3 separate regions of the Homo sapiens genome follow, and regions 1 and 2 are each linked to region 3. The links are chromatin contacts, found by Hi-C or POLR2A ChIA-PET in ENCODE. All regions are on one chromosome and are shown on one strand. The core of a region is the stretch at or near the end of the contact, and the rest is flanking DNA. Distances in the headings are between cores, read along the strand shown. Region 1 holds the start of SYMPK (symplekin scaffold protein). Region 2 holds the start of IRF2BP1 (interferon regulatory factor 2 binding protein 1). Region 3 holds the start of ODAD1 (outer dynein arm docking complex subunit 1).

What was found. A loop is a pair of places that touch in the nucleus more often than their neighbours do. ChIA-PET counts read pairs that join two places held with the same protein, here RNA polymerase II (POLR2A). Pooled maps may share reads with other maps.
Region 1: a loop to region 3 is called in a map of ovary, with 17 times the contacts of the local background. The contact joins the promoter of SYMPK here to the promoter of ODAD1 in region 3. A Hi-C loop is called at or near these places in 1 of 168 maps with a recorded cell type or tissue (ovary) and 5 of 50 pooled maps. POLR2A ChIA-PET finds 5 or more read pairs at or near these places in 1 of 52 experiments (activated T-cell).
Region 2: a map of transverse colon shows a loop between it and region 3 (7-fold over the local background). The contact joins the promoter of IRF2BP1 here to the promoter of ODAD1 in region 3. A Hi-C loop is called at or near these places in 1 of 168 maps with a recorded cell type or tissue (transverse colon), 1 of 37 single-sample maps with no recorded cell type and 6 of 50 pooled maps.

The regions. Positions count from the first base shown.
Region 1 is chr19:45,860,846-45,864,769 of GRCh38, forward strand. SYMPK (symplekin scaffold protein) reads right to left here and starts at 2,302. Exons shown (of 27, transcript NM_004819.3): 1 at 2,213-2,302. FOXA3 (forkhead box A3) reads left to right here and starts at 3,481. Exons shown (of 2, transcript NM_004497.3): 1 at 3,481-3,680. The coding sequence starts at 3,612. RefSeq lists enhancers at 1,327-1,965, 2,217-2,626 and a silencer at 3,267-3,676.
Region 2 is chr19:45,883,045-45,887,476 of GRCh38, forward strand. IRF2BP1 (interferon regulatory factor 2 binding protein 1) reads right to left here and starts at 3,097. Exons shown (of 1, transcript NM_015649.3): 1 at 564-3,097. The coding sequence starts at 2,730. The coding sequence ends at 976. RefSeq lists enhancers at 1-510, 179-278, 3,272-3,421, 3,572-3,811, 3,872-3,921 and 1 more and silencers at 2,352-2,591, 2,632-3,111.
Region 3 is chr19:48,320,694-48,324,864 of GRCh38, forward strand. It overlaps ODAD1 (outer dynein arm docking complex subunit 1), which reads right to left and starts at 1,278. Exons shown (of 16, transcript NM_001364171.2): 1 at 985-1,278; 2 at 79-118. LOC124904735 (a long non-coding RNA gene) reads left to right here and starts at 775. Exons shown (of 2, transcript XR_007067284.1): 1 at 775-1,284; 2 at 2,097-2,829. RefSeq lists silencers at 663-782, 1,253-1,542, 3,874-4,105 and enhancers at 893-1,132, 1,139-1,433, 1,653-1,712, 1,723-1,782.

The sequences.
Region 1 (3,924 bases), core at 1,052-3,551, 2.5 Mb before region 3:
GCTGGGAGTTAGTATTTTTAATTTTCATTTTACAGATGAGGAAACTGAAGACCAGGGAGGTAAAGTGACCTGACCAAAGGCATATAGCTTGTAAGAGGCAGAGTCAGCAGCATGGCTGCATATCTTCCTTACCACTATGCTACAGTACTGTTTATCTGAAAGGAATTGTTTTTTACCCCCAGGTCTGTTTACGTAAGCCAAGGATCCTGGCCACCAGACAACCGGCATGGCATGCCGTCCCCAGTCAAAACATAAAAAAAACAGGCCGGGCATGGTGGCTCACACCTGTAATCCCAACACCACTGCACTCCAGCCTGGGCGACAGAATGAGACTCTGCCTCAAAAAATAAAATAAAATAAAATAAAACCCCATAATAAACATTTCCACTTTTTTCATGATAATACATTCAGATCAACCAAAATATTTTACCCTGTTTCATTCTTCTTCTGCTTTTTGGTTTATGCTTTCAGTTTTGTTTTGTTCTTTTTTAAACACACATACACAAAATTCTCCTGCAGGAGCTAGATTTTATGCAAAAAAAGGAAAAAAAATGAAAATAAAAAAACCCATATATACATATTTCCCTTTCATTTACAAAAAGAGCATACACAGGGCCGGGAGCGGTGACTCACGCCTGTAATCCCAGCACTTCGGGAGGCGGAGGCAGGTGGATCACGAGGTCAGGAGTTCAAGACCAGCCTGACCAACATGGTGAAACCCCATCTCTACTAAAAATACAAAAATTAGCCAGGCGTGGTGGTGTGCCTGTAATCCCAGCTACCTGGGAGGCTGAGGCAGGCGAATTGCTTGAACCTGGAAGGCAGAGGTTGCAGTGAGCCGAGATCACGCCACTGCACTCCAGCCTGGGTGACAGAGTGAGACTCTGTCTCAAAAAAAAAAAAAAGGAGCCTACACAGGCCGAGTTTGGTGGCTCAGGCCTGTAATCCCTGCACTTTGGAAGGCTGAGGTGGGCAGATCACTTGAGGTCAGGAGTTCAAGACCAGCCTGGCCAACACAGAGAAACCCCGTCTCTACTAAAAATATAAAAATTACCTGGGTGTGGTGGGGCACGTTTGTAATCCCAGCTACTCGAGAGGCTGGGGTGGGAGAATCACTTGAACCAGGGAGGTGGAGGTTGCAGTGAACTGGGATCGTGCCAGCCTGGGCGACAGAGTGAGACCCTGTCTCAAAAAAAAAAAAAAAGAAAAAGCATATACAATAAACACCAACCTCCACTTCACTTGTTTTCCCTTAATATATGTTGGAGGCCACTATATCAGTGTATAGAGATTTTCATCATTTCCTTTTATCTACCTCATTCCTTTTTAGAGTTGCATAGTATTTTTTATGTGGATGTATTATAGTTTCTTTCAGCCAATCTTCTTATTTAAGAACATTTGGGATGCGTGTAGCCTTTTGCTATGATGAACAGTATCACTGTTTCCCCTTCCCTCTCGATGTACTCGTTAAGAAGTGGTACCCTGCCCCACTGCTACCTAGGAATCTGATGACTACCCTGTTTCCCCAAACTGGCTCTAGGAGTATCTTTTATTCCTTCAACGAACATTAGCTGGGCGTCTCCGGCGTGATTGGCGCTGTGCTGAGAACACAGTGGCGACAGAGACAAACCTAGTCCCTACCTTCATGGAACACACGGTCATAGACATCATAAAACAGCACACAGATAAGAGTCGGATAACAAATTAGACCACACGTGACATGAAGGAACACGGACCGACAAAAGCATTTAACAGGCGGATTTCTGGATGGAGGGCAGGGAAGGAGGGCTTCGCAGAGGAAGTGACGTTGGTGCCGAGACCCGAAGGATGAAATGGGAGTTAGCCAAGCCGAATGGGTAAAAGGATGTTGCAGGCAGAAGGGACAGCCTGTGCAAAATCCCCGAAGCGGGAAAGCGCATGGCAAGTTTAAGGAACCGAAAGGCCAGGGCGGCTGTTAGAGGTGGGGGAAAAAGCAAAGAGGCCGAGTCGAAGCAAGCGAGGTCTGCGGGGCGGTGGCGCCCGGGGGGCCACGTTGGAACTTTGCCTCGAGGGCACTAGGGAGCCAAGGAAGGGTCCTGAGCAAGGGAAGAAACATGGGTCGCGAAAGCCACTGTTCCCCTCTCCCCACGGCGATGCCCTCCCCGCCCGAGCCCCTGCTTCTTTAGGAGCCTCCTCCTTTCGTCTCCGGGCCCAAACGCCGCCTCCCGCTCACCGCAGCTCTGGCCTCCGTTCCCCTCGCGCCCCCTCAGCAGTGCCTCTTCCTACACTCCGCCGCCGCCGCCGCCGCCATCTTCCGTTCGTCGCCGGGAACGGTGCGCACGCGCCACACACCCAGGGCCGCCGGGAAATGGAGTCCAGAGCACAGCCCGACCCCGCCCATGCCTCGTCCCGTGCGAGCGGCATTCTGCCCGCCTCCATACTACGGCGAGCAGACCCTTCATTTCCGGCTCTGGGTCCGGCTAGGCCTTCTGGGAAATGTAGTCCCTTCGGAGGCACCGGGCGGAAAGGGAGCTAGAGCATTCTGGGAAATGGAGTTCTCAGTGGTGCTGAGTCCCTGGACGGCTGGCTGGTCTTGGAGAGTGCGGAGTTCGGGCAGCGAAGCTCCTGGGTCTTGGAGGGGAGGTGGTCTGTTGCCCTAGTGGGGTCTGCGGAGAGGCCCCGATCCCCTCCATCTTTGTTCTTGACCCTTTCAACAGTCTGAAGCATTTCTTTTTCTTTTCTTTTCTTTCTTTCTTTTTTTTTGGAAACGGAGTCCCGCTCTCTCTCCCAGGCTGGACTGCAGTGGCGCGATCTCGGCTCACTGCAACCTCCGCTTCCTAGGTTCAAACGATTCTCCTGCCTCAGCCTCCCGAATAGCTGGGATAACAGGCACGCACCATCACGCCTAGCTAGTTGTTGTATTTTTAATAGAGATGGGGTTTCACCCTGTTGGCCAGGCTGGTCTCAAACTCCTGACCTCAAGTGATTCGTCCGCCCGCCTCGGCCTCCTGCAGTGCTGGAATTACAGGCGTGAGCCACCGCGCCCGGCCAAGTTAAGCATTTCTAGCCGTCGGAAGCCTCAGTCTTCCTGTCTGTCCAATGGGGATGTGATTTCGGGGACCTTTTACGGGTCCTTGTAGTCGCATAGTGGCCCTAGCGTTCTGATTCCCCTTTCTTCCGCCACGGTCATGCAGGGCTCTGGCTCTTCGTCCTCTCCTGCCGAGATGATGAAGCCCCCTGAGGTAGAAAGGCTCCAGAGTTCTGACCTCGGGGCCCTTGGTATCTGCAGCGTCGCTGCGGGCAGCTCCCTCACTCCTGAATCACCCCCAGCTGTCGCGTCCTGGGGCTGCGGCCCCCGGCGCCTGAGGTCTGTCTCCTGGCGATCCCGCAGGGGGCGCCCCAGTCCGAGCGCGCCGCCCTCGGGGAGGCGGGAGGGGAGCCCGGGGCGGGCGAGGGCGGGGGTGTCCCGGCTATAAAGCGTGGCCGCCTCCCGCGGCGCTCGGGACAGCCGTACCCCGGGCGGTCGGACGGGCGGGCGCCGGTGGGAGCTCGGGCCGTGCCCGCTGAGAGATCCAGAGCGCTCCGTTCCCCCGGGGCCGGAGCGGGGGCGGGTGGGGGCGTAAGCCCGGGGGATGCTGGGCTCAGTGAAGATGGAGGCCCATGACCTGGCCGAGTGGAGCTACTACCCGGAGGCGGGCGAGGTGTGTCCTCGGGGATGGCGGAGCGGGAAGTTGGGGGCAGGTATCGGGGTGTGGGCTCACATGGAGCAGGGACTGGTTGTGGGTTCAAATGGAGGCAAAGGCGTCTACTTGGGCAGCTGAGGAACTGGGAACACGGAGACCAGGTGTGGAAGTCGGGGACCGGGGACGAGGCATGGATGGGAGCGCTGTTTGGGCAGCCTCGCCGCGGCCAGGGCTTAAAAATGGAAGTCAGGAAAATTTAGCC
Region 2 (4,432 bases), core at 1,847-4,346, 2.4 Mb before region 3:
GGGCTTGTCTCCCAAGACGAGGGTGAGGAATCCAGCTGGGGCTTCCCAAACGTCCGCCTCTGGGGCACCGCCAGAGGCAAGAAGTAGCCAAGTTGTTTCTAGGCATCCTGTTAGTTTACCCCGTGGAGGTAAATTTCCTCTTTCCTCGGGCAGTCCCTCTAGCAGTCTACCCTAAATTCTCCCTTCTACCCGGCAAGAACCCACTGCCCATGTCTTCTAGGAAGCCTCCCGCTGCCTCTTTCCCCTCCCCACGTAGGCGCTGAGTCCTCCACCTTCCAGGTAGAGATAGGGGATGGGTCAGCTACAGAAGGGTAATCTACTCCCAAGCCTGTCTGTGGCTCCCCTGCAGGAGCCATCCCCTCTCTGAGCCTCAGTACTTTTATCTGGAAAACGGGCCGATGGCTGAAACGTGACCAGTGGGTCGCACTTGTTGAAGGTCGGCCGGCGGGACCGCCTGGGTGCAGGGCGCCACCTGGAGGCTACCGCGCAACGTCCTCGCCCTCGCAGGACCAGTTCAGTCCCAAAGGGGGCGCAGCATCTCACACAACTAAGGGACCAAGAAGGAAAAAAAAAACCCATCTTTCGGTTTATTGAAGGAGCAGAAGGGAGCGGGGGGTGGGGGGGTGGGAATTAAATGCTTTTGCCTCGTTTATAAAGAGCGAGTTTTCAGGAGGTCCCTTCTCAAGGAGGAGGGGGGCACCTCTCCCCCAACTACAAGCAGCAGCAAAGCCAAGCCAAGGAGGACAGAGGGAAACTGGAGGGGCCAAGGGACCCCAAACACCCCCTCGGACAGGAGCCACAAGCTTTCTCCCCCCACCCACAATGCATCTACCCCAGGGGACCCATCTGGGTGGAAGAAGGGAGTATGTACACAGATAGAGGTGGCACTGGGCTGGGTCGGGGAGGGAATAATTTATCCGCGGCAGCGGTGGGTGGCAAAGGGGCAGAGGGCAGTAGCCTGGAGGCAGTGGTAGCCTAGGGGTCCCGTTCTTTCTTAACTTTGATGTCTCCAGCAAGGATGGTGGCGATCTCGCCCTGCATGAAGGCCCAGGGCACGGAGGAGCCGACCAGCGGGCACTTGTCTCCGCTCGGGCAGTACACCTCCCCGGCCGGGCCCTGCGCCTTGATGAACTCCCGGGAGCAGGGAAAGCAGAACTTGTGTCCGGGCACCGAGGGGCACTGGACGAAGTGGGTGTCTTCTAGCCGCTCCCTGCACAGGGTACAGCACAGGGGGGCCCCAGGGGTCGCCCCAGTGCCGCTGCCACCCCCGCTGACAGCTTCGGCCCCCGCTGTGGGACTGACTTCTGCTTCGCCGTTGCGGGCCACAAGGCGATGCTGGGTTGGCGGCTGGGCCGTGGAGGAGGCTGCAGGGCTGGCGCCCCCTGCACGCACAGGCCCCCCGCCTCCGCCAGGGTCCTTGGGTGAGTGGCCCAGGGCTTCGGCCACATTCTTCAGGGCGGCAATGGGCGAGGGCACACCAGGGGTCTCAGCGGAGTACGGGCCGCCGGGTGCCACCCAGTGCCGTTGCTGCTGCTCCTCGGTGGTCATCTTCCCAGCCGCCTCGCCCTCCGGCTCGGGGGATGCCTTGCGACGGCGCGGCGTGGGCGCCAGGTTCCGGGATGGGGCTCGCGGGGGTGGGCCACAGAGAGCCGCAGGGGCCGGCTCTGGGTACTGCTGGGGCAGGGCCTCCGCGGGAGCTGGCTCGCGGAAGCTGCGGACGCCGTCGGTAAGCAGCTCGCCCAGCTGCCGCCATTCTCCTGATCCATGCCGGCGTTCATATTCGAGGTACTTGAAGCCCGAAGAAGCCAGTGCCTTGCCCGGCTCCCGCAGAGCATCGTGGAACATCTGGCGAGCCACTGCCAGGACGCCGGCGTACACATTGCCGGAACCACAGGGGTATTCGGTGAAGAGCTTCAGCTCGAACTCGTATCCTGGAGGACGGGCAGTAGCATCGAAGGCGAACACTCGCCCCACCAGCCCGTGATCCTTCTTGAAGCGCACATTGAACGGGGCGCAGGCGGACAGCGCCAGTAGCTGTTCCCGCACTGCTTTGGGGCGCCCGTGCCATTCCTCTGCCCGGCCTCGCATGGCCTCGTTCAGTTCTGCCAGACAGTCCGCATTCCTCTGCTGCTTCTCTTTCTCGAAATCGGAGCCGAAGAGGGGACGGGCAGGACTCAAGCCGGGTGCCAGCGTCAGGCCTCGGCTTCCCAGGCCAGACACTGCAGCTGCCAGCAGCCCAGGGGGCATCAAGCCAGGCATGGAGCCAAGCAAGGCCCTTCGCGCCCCCTCAGCCACGGCCTCCTCACGGCCCAGCCCATTGGCCAGGCGGGACCCCAGAGTGTACTCCAGGGCGGGCGAGGGCAGGGGGAGGCGGCCTGATGATGTGGCCCTGTCATAGCGGTCCTGGCCCGACACGCCGCCGCCGGTCCCTGACGGCTGGGGCTGGGCCTGCGGGGGCGGCAGCTGGGGCCCCTGTGCGGCTGCCGCCGCCAGGTCCTTGGTGGCCGGGTGCTTAAGGGCCGGGGGCCCGGGCGAGCGGCCCTCGGGGAGCACGTGGCTGCGCTTGAGCTGGCGGGCGGCATCGATGAGCAGTTCGATGCGGTCCGCGCCCTCGAAGTTCACGCAGCCGCGACACACGGCCTCGCTGAAGTCCCACACCATGGCCCACGGCATCTTGGGCAGGTCGCACAGGTAGCACCACTGGCGGCGGGACGCCTGCACAGACGCCATGGCCCCAGTCCGCGCGCCGCCCAGCTCCCGCGTTCCACCGGCCGCCGACGTGCGATCCGCGCCGCCAACGTTCGATCCGCGTCCCGGGGACAGCGCGAGCCACGGTCCGGCCTCCGGCTCGGCCTCCCCGCCGGATCCAGGCCCGGCCCCCCTTCCCCGCCCCCTGGGCCCTAAGCCTTTCTGCTCACTCCCGCCTCCCTCGCGAAGGCAGGCTGAGGCACGTCGGCGCCCCCGCCCGGTCCGGGCTCCGAGCCGAGGCGCACAGCTCGGGCCCCACGATGGGCCGCGAGCGCCGCCGCCTCGGGCTCCCGCCGCTCTCGCCGCCGCCGCTGCAACGGCCGCCGCCGCCTCCACCTCCTTCTTCTGCCCCAGAGGCCGCTTCGCAGGGAAAGTTACATAACACGCCTGCAAAGCCTTCTGGGAAACGTAGTCCCGCCGGGGCCGGCTCTTAAAGGGAACGGCGGGCAGACGCGGGCTGGGGGGGTTGTCGCCTCTGCCGGCGCAAACCTTACAACCTTCTCCGTGGGGCCGGAGTTCAGCGCGCCGCAAGATGCTGGGACACAAAGGTGGTAGGCGAGGATGCAATACAAATGATCAGAGCTACTCCGGATTCAGAAATTGTGGGGGTGGGTGGACAGGCTTCCGGGCTTCCAACTTCTGCTCGGATTTGCTGTGCAGCTTTAGGCAAAATGTCTTGCCCTCTCTGAACCTCAGTTTCCCCGCCCAGCAAAGGTGGGCCAATGACGGATTAGGAAAGTAGCAGCTTCTGGGGCGGGGCGGAGAAGCCCTGATTGGCTTCAGAGCAGGGACGGGAAGCTGGCAACTAGGTGGGGGTGGGGGTGGCCACCTGGCACTTCGTCCTCCCCCCGGAATCCTAGATATATGCTTCTGGGGCCCGCCACAGCCAGAGAAGGGAGAGGACTAAGGGCTTCCGAGCCAGAGCCTTGTCTCAGTTGTTTCTCTGCTAAAAGAGTGGGGCGACTGGCCGCCCTCTAACCCTGTCCCAGCTCTGCCCGCGCGCTCTGGTCTCTAAAGGGTTACACCATCGGGGGCTCGGCGTCCCCCACCCGCTTCACTACAATTCCCAAAATGCACTGCGGGTCGGACATAGTGACGCACTTCCGCCCTCTGGGAGGTTTGGGGAGGCCTTCCAGATTCACGCTACTTTCCCGGCTACCCCCCGCCCCCCCACTTTTCTGGGGGCTCTTTACGTGCATTCGGAGCGTGGCGTTTGGGGGACCCTTATCTTCTGTTGCTCCCCAGTTTGAGGGAAGAGTAAGGGGTTAAGAAGTGACGGGCAAGAGGAGGGAGTTGCTGGGGAAGGGCAAACACCAGACCAACCTTTCCCCAACCTTGAGCGCTCACTACCTGGAAGGCCCAATCAGGCTGTGAGGACCCTTCTTCTTTCCCAGGCATTGGGAACTGGACGAGGCTGTCTTTGGGGAAGGGCGGAGGCGGGTCTCCAGGTTCCAACCCACAACAGCCCCTTTCTCTAGGCCTGGGTCCGTGTTAGGTGCTCAAAAATATTTGAATGACGTACCAGTTGGCCCTGGTTTTGTCTAGTGAGGGGCTGCTTGTCCCTTCTCCTCCCGTCCCACTGGAACCGCAGCAGCTCTGATTCTGTTACCCAGACCTCACAATTTTAAAATGGTTTCACAATTTTGTCTACTACCTGTATTTGAACACTTTTCTCCCTTAAAAA
Region 3 (4,171 bases), core at 28-2,527:
GGGGAAACCCCGGCCTGCTGTAGTGGGGGTTGGGCAGGGTCGGGGGAGTCCTGGGCCCTACCTGCCGACGGGCCTGACCTGTTCTTGGTGCTCCAAGTTCAGTGTTGTGGTCTGGTTACTGGGGAGATAAGGGACCAATGAGGACTGAGGACAGCGGCCAGGGAGGGACTGAGGCCGCGGGAGAAACTATGGGAGGAGGGGCGGAGAAGGATGCGAGGCGTAGACCTGCAGGGTTCCCACGGACTGAGAACTGATGGGCAAGGCCAGGCGCGGTGGCTCACGCCTGCAATCCCAGCATTTTGGGAGGCCGAGGCGGGCGCATCACTTGAGGTCACGAGTTCGAGACCAACCTGGCCAACATGGTGAAACCCCGTCTCTACTAAAAGTACAAAAAATTAGCCGGACATGGCGGCTCGTGCCTGTAATCCCAGCTACTCAGGAGGCTGGGGCAGGAGAATCGCTTGAACCCGGGAGGCGGAGGTTGCAGTGAGCCGAGATCCCGCCACTGCACTCCAGCCTGGGCGACAGAGCGAGACTCCGTCTCAAAAAACAAACAAACAAACAAACAAAACTGATGGGCGGCGAGGTCCTGAAAGGGGCGGAGCCGGGAGGGCCTGTGGAGCGGTGCTGCGGAGCCCTGAGAGGTGCACGGCTGTGAGGCCTGAGAGGGGCGTGCCGTAGGGAGCTGTGATGGGCGGGGCTGAGACCTGTGAGGAGAGTGAGTGGGAAGAACTTCGAGGGGCGGGGCTTCGGGGCCGGCGAGGGGAGGGGCACGGACACCAGTACAGGACGGGGCTTCGCAGACAGCGAGCGGAGGGGCTTCCCCGTAAGGGGCGGGCTTCGAGGGTCGCGTTTGGAAGGCCTTACGAGGGGCCCGGTGGAAGGGCGGTGAAGGGCGGGCTAATCGGGAGGCGCTCAGGCCTTGAAGGCCTGCGGGAGGTCGAAATGGTCCTGGGGAGGTCGAGGCTGAGGTCTCACTAGTACCGCGGGCCTGGAAGCGGCGGGAGTTGAAAGAGCCTGCGGTGACCTGTATGGAAGCCCTCGAAGCCAGGCCGAGGTCCTACAAGACGGAGCCCGAGAGGTGCCGGTCTTAAGCTGACTGTGACCACGTTAAATTAAGGATTCATAGGAAGGAAGGCGGTGTCGAAGCCGGGAGTTGCGCGGAGAAGGAGCGCTCAACACAGCCTCAGCGGTTCACTACGCAAGCGCGACCAACGGCTTCCCGGGAAGCAGCCAAAAACGCTTGGCCGCCTACCACGTCCGCGCGCTGGAGGGCGGAAGTGGGTGAGACCTCGGGCACTCCATACCGCCCCCCGGTTTCTGGCCACGCCCCCTCTGGTTACACCCACTCGCTCTGTAAGGCACGCCCCCTCCGCGGCGGCGGCTGCTGCCCACGTGGGCCTCCCCGGGCGGGCGGGCAGTGGGCGCCTCTCCCTGCAGGCTGGGTGTGCCCGAAGCCTGCGGTTTCCTGTGGGAGGAAGCGGCCTGCGTACGCTCAGCTCAGCTCATAATCTCGGAGGCCCAGGATGGGGAGATCCCGCCGCCACCCTCAGATCCTTTGATTCTTCCCCTTCTACATAGCCATAGTGCGGGGACCCCCCTAATATCCCCAGGGTACCCAAGCCTGGCGCCGATCCCACTCAGGGAACTTGATTCTGAGTCCTAGACTCGTGTTTTTCACCTCCCCGGCTCAAGTTTCCATCTTCCTAGCCCCTGGCTCCCCCTAGTCCTCTCAAGAAAGTGGAGCCCTCTTTTCCTGCTCCCCAAGAGGAACGTATGTCTCCCCAGCCCCTAATTTTTCCTTCAGTGACCCAGACTTTGCAACTTCCTTAGGGATCTGAGTGCGGACCCCAGTTTCTGTCTCTCAGGCACTTAAGTTTGAGACTACTTATTCTCCCCCAGGGACCCTCATTTTGGATTCCCAACTTTAGCCTTGAGACCCAATGGACCCAAGAATTTGCCCCTTCCCCAACTCCTAGAGATCCTGAATCAGGGTCCCCCAGTACTGACTCCACTCAGAGCCCCAATGCCTGATATGACTAGCACTACCCTAAGAACTGCCCTATAATGTATTTACTATTATCTCTATTTTTCAGATGAAGAGACTGAGGCATAGAGAAGTTATTAGTAACTTGCCAAAAATTACACAGCCATTGAGTAAAACAGCTTGGATTTTGAGTCCAACCAGTGTGGCTCTAGAGTCTGTGCTATACTGGTATTCCAGCTTCCAGGTCTTGGGGTACCCAGCCAAGCACTGAACTGTCCATCCCTCACCCCCTCAGGGAGCCCGAATCACCAACAGCTATCCCAAACCCAGCTCTGGCCCATCAGATACCCAGACATCCCATCATCCAGTTCCCTTCCCTGGATCCAGGATTTGAATTCCCCTGCTCTCAATTTATCAGAGTTCTGGGCACCTGGTCCCCTCCCAAGAGACTCGTGTACATAGTAGTCATCACCCCGACCCTAATTTAATATCCCCAAAATTAATAATAATAGTTAACAGTAAACCTTTGGGGCCAGGCACAGTGTCTTACGCCTGTAATCCCATCATTTTGGGAGGCCAAGGCAGGCAGATCACTGGAGGTCAGGAGTTCGAGGCCAGCCTGGCCAACATGGAGAAACCCCCGTCTCTACTAAAAATACAAAAATTGGCTGGGCGTGGTGGCGGGCACCTGTAATCCCAGCTACTCAGGAGGCTGAGGCAGGAGAATCGCTTGAACCGGGAGGTGGAGGTTGCAGTGAGCTGAGATCATGCCACTGCACTCCAGCCTGGATGACAGAGCAAGACTCCATCTCAAAAAAAAAATAAAAATCTTTGGTACTACACTCTGTTAAAACCTAATGGCTTTCCACTGCACTTAGAATGAAATCCAAGCCCCTCCCCTAGTCTTCAAGGGCACCCTTTGATTTCCCTTCTCACCACTCCCTCTGTCTCCCTGTGCTCCAGCCACACTGGCCCTTCTGTCTGCTCCCTAAACAACCTGAGCTTGTTCTCAAAAGCTTTAAGAGCTTTTGCACTTCCTCTCCCCCCGACGCCCCCCCACCACTCCCCAACCCCAGCGTTCAAATGACTCCTGTCTTCAGCTCAAATGTTACCTCCTCCAAGAGGCCTTCCCTGATTTTCCTGTTTCAAGTAGTCTTCCCTGCACTCTGTCATTATCTCCATCACTCTGTTTGATTTATTATTGTATTTATTTTTCTTTTCTTCTTTTATTTTTTTTTTTCTTTAAGATGGAGTCTTGCTCTGTCACCCAGGATGGAGTGCAGTAGCGTGATTTCAGCTTACTGCAACCTCCGCCTCCCGGGTTCAAGCAATTCTCCTGTCTCAGCCTCCTGAGTAGCTGGGTTACAGGCGCCCACTACCATGCCTGGCTAATTTTTGTATTTTTAGTAGAGACAGGGTTTCACCATGTTGGCCAGGCTGGTCTTGAACTCTCGACCTCAGGTGATCCTCCAGCCTTGGCCTCCCAAAGTGCTGAGATTACAGGCATGAGCCACCACGTCCAGCCTATTGTATTTATTTTTCAAGTCACTTATCCTTATCTGAGATTTATCTTCATCATTGATGTTTTCTCTTGTCTGTCTTCCTCTACTAGAATACAAGCTCCATAATACCAGCAGGGCTCATGTCTGTTTTCATTATTAACTCCCAGATCAGAGTACATGTTCAATAAATGTTTGATGAAGGAAGGAACAGGTTAGGTGTGTGAGTGTGCCAGTATTACCTTATTCATTCAGCATAAGTATCAGAATTATTATTATCAGTATTAGTATTTTGTCAGCATTATTATACTCTCAACATAGACTAAGATACTGGAGCCCAGGTGGGTGAAATAATTGGCTCAAGGTCACTGAACCAGGAAATGATGGCGCTGGGATTCTTAGCTTCCGCTTCCTCCCCGCTTCCAGAGTTTCACAAGGTTTTTTTTTTTGTTTGTTTGTTTTTTGTTTTGTTTTGTTTTTTTTTTGCGACAGAATCTCACTTTGTCCCCCAGGTTGGAAGGCAGTGGTGCAAACTCAACTCACTGCAGCCTCCACCTCTCGCGTTCAAGCGATTCTCATGGCTCAGCCTCCCAAGTAGCTGGGATTACAGTCGCCCGCCACCACGCCCGGCTAATTTTTGTATTTTTGATAGAGACGGGTTTCCACCATGTTGGCCAGGCTGGTC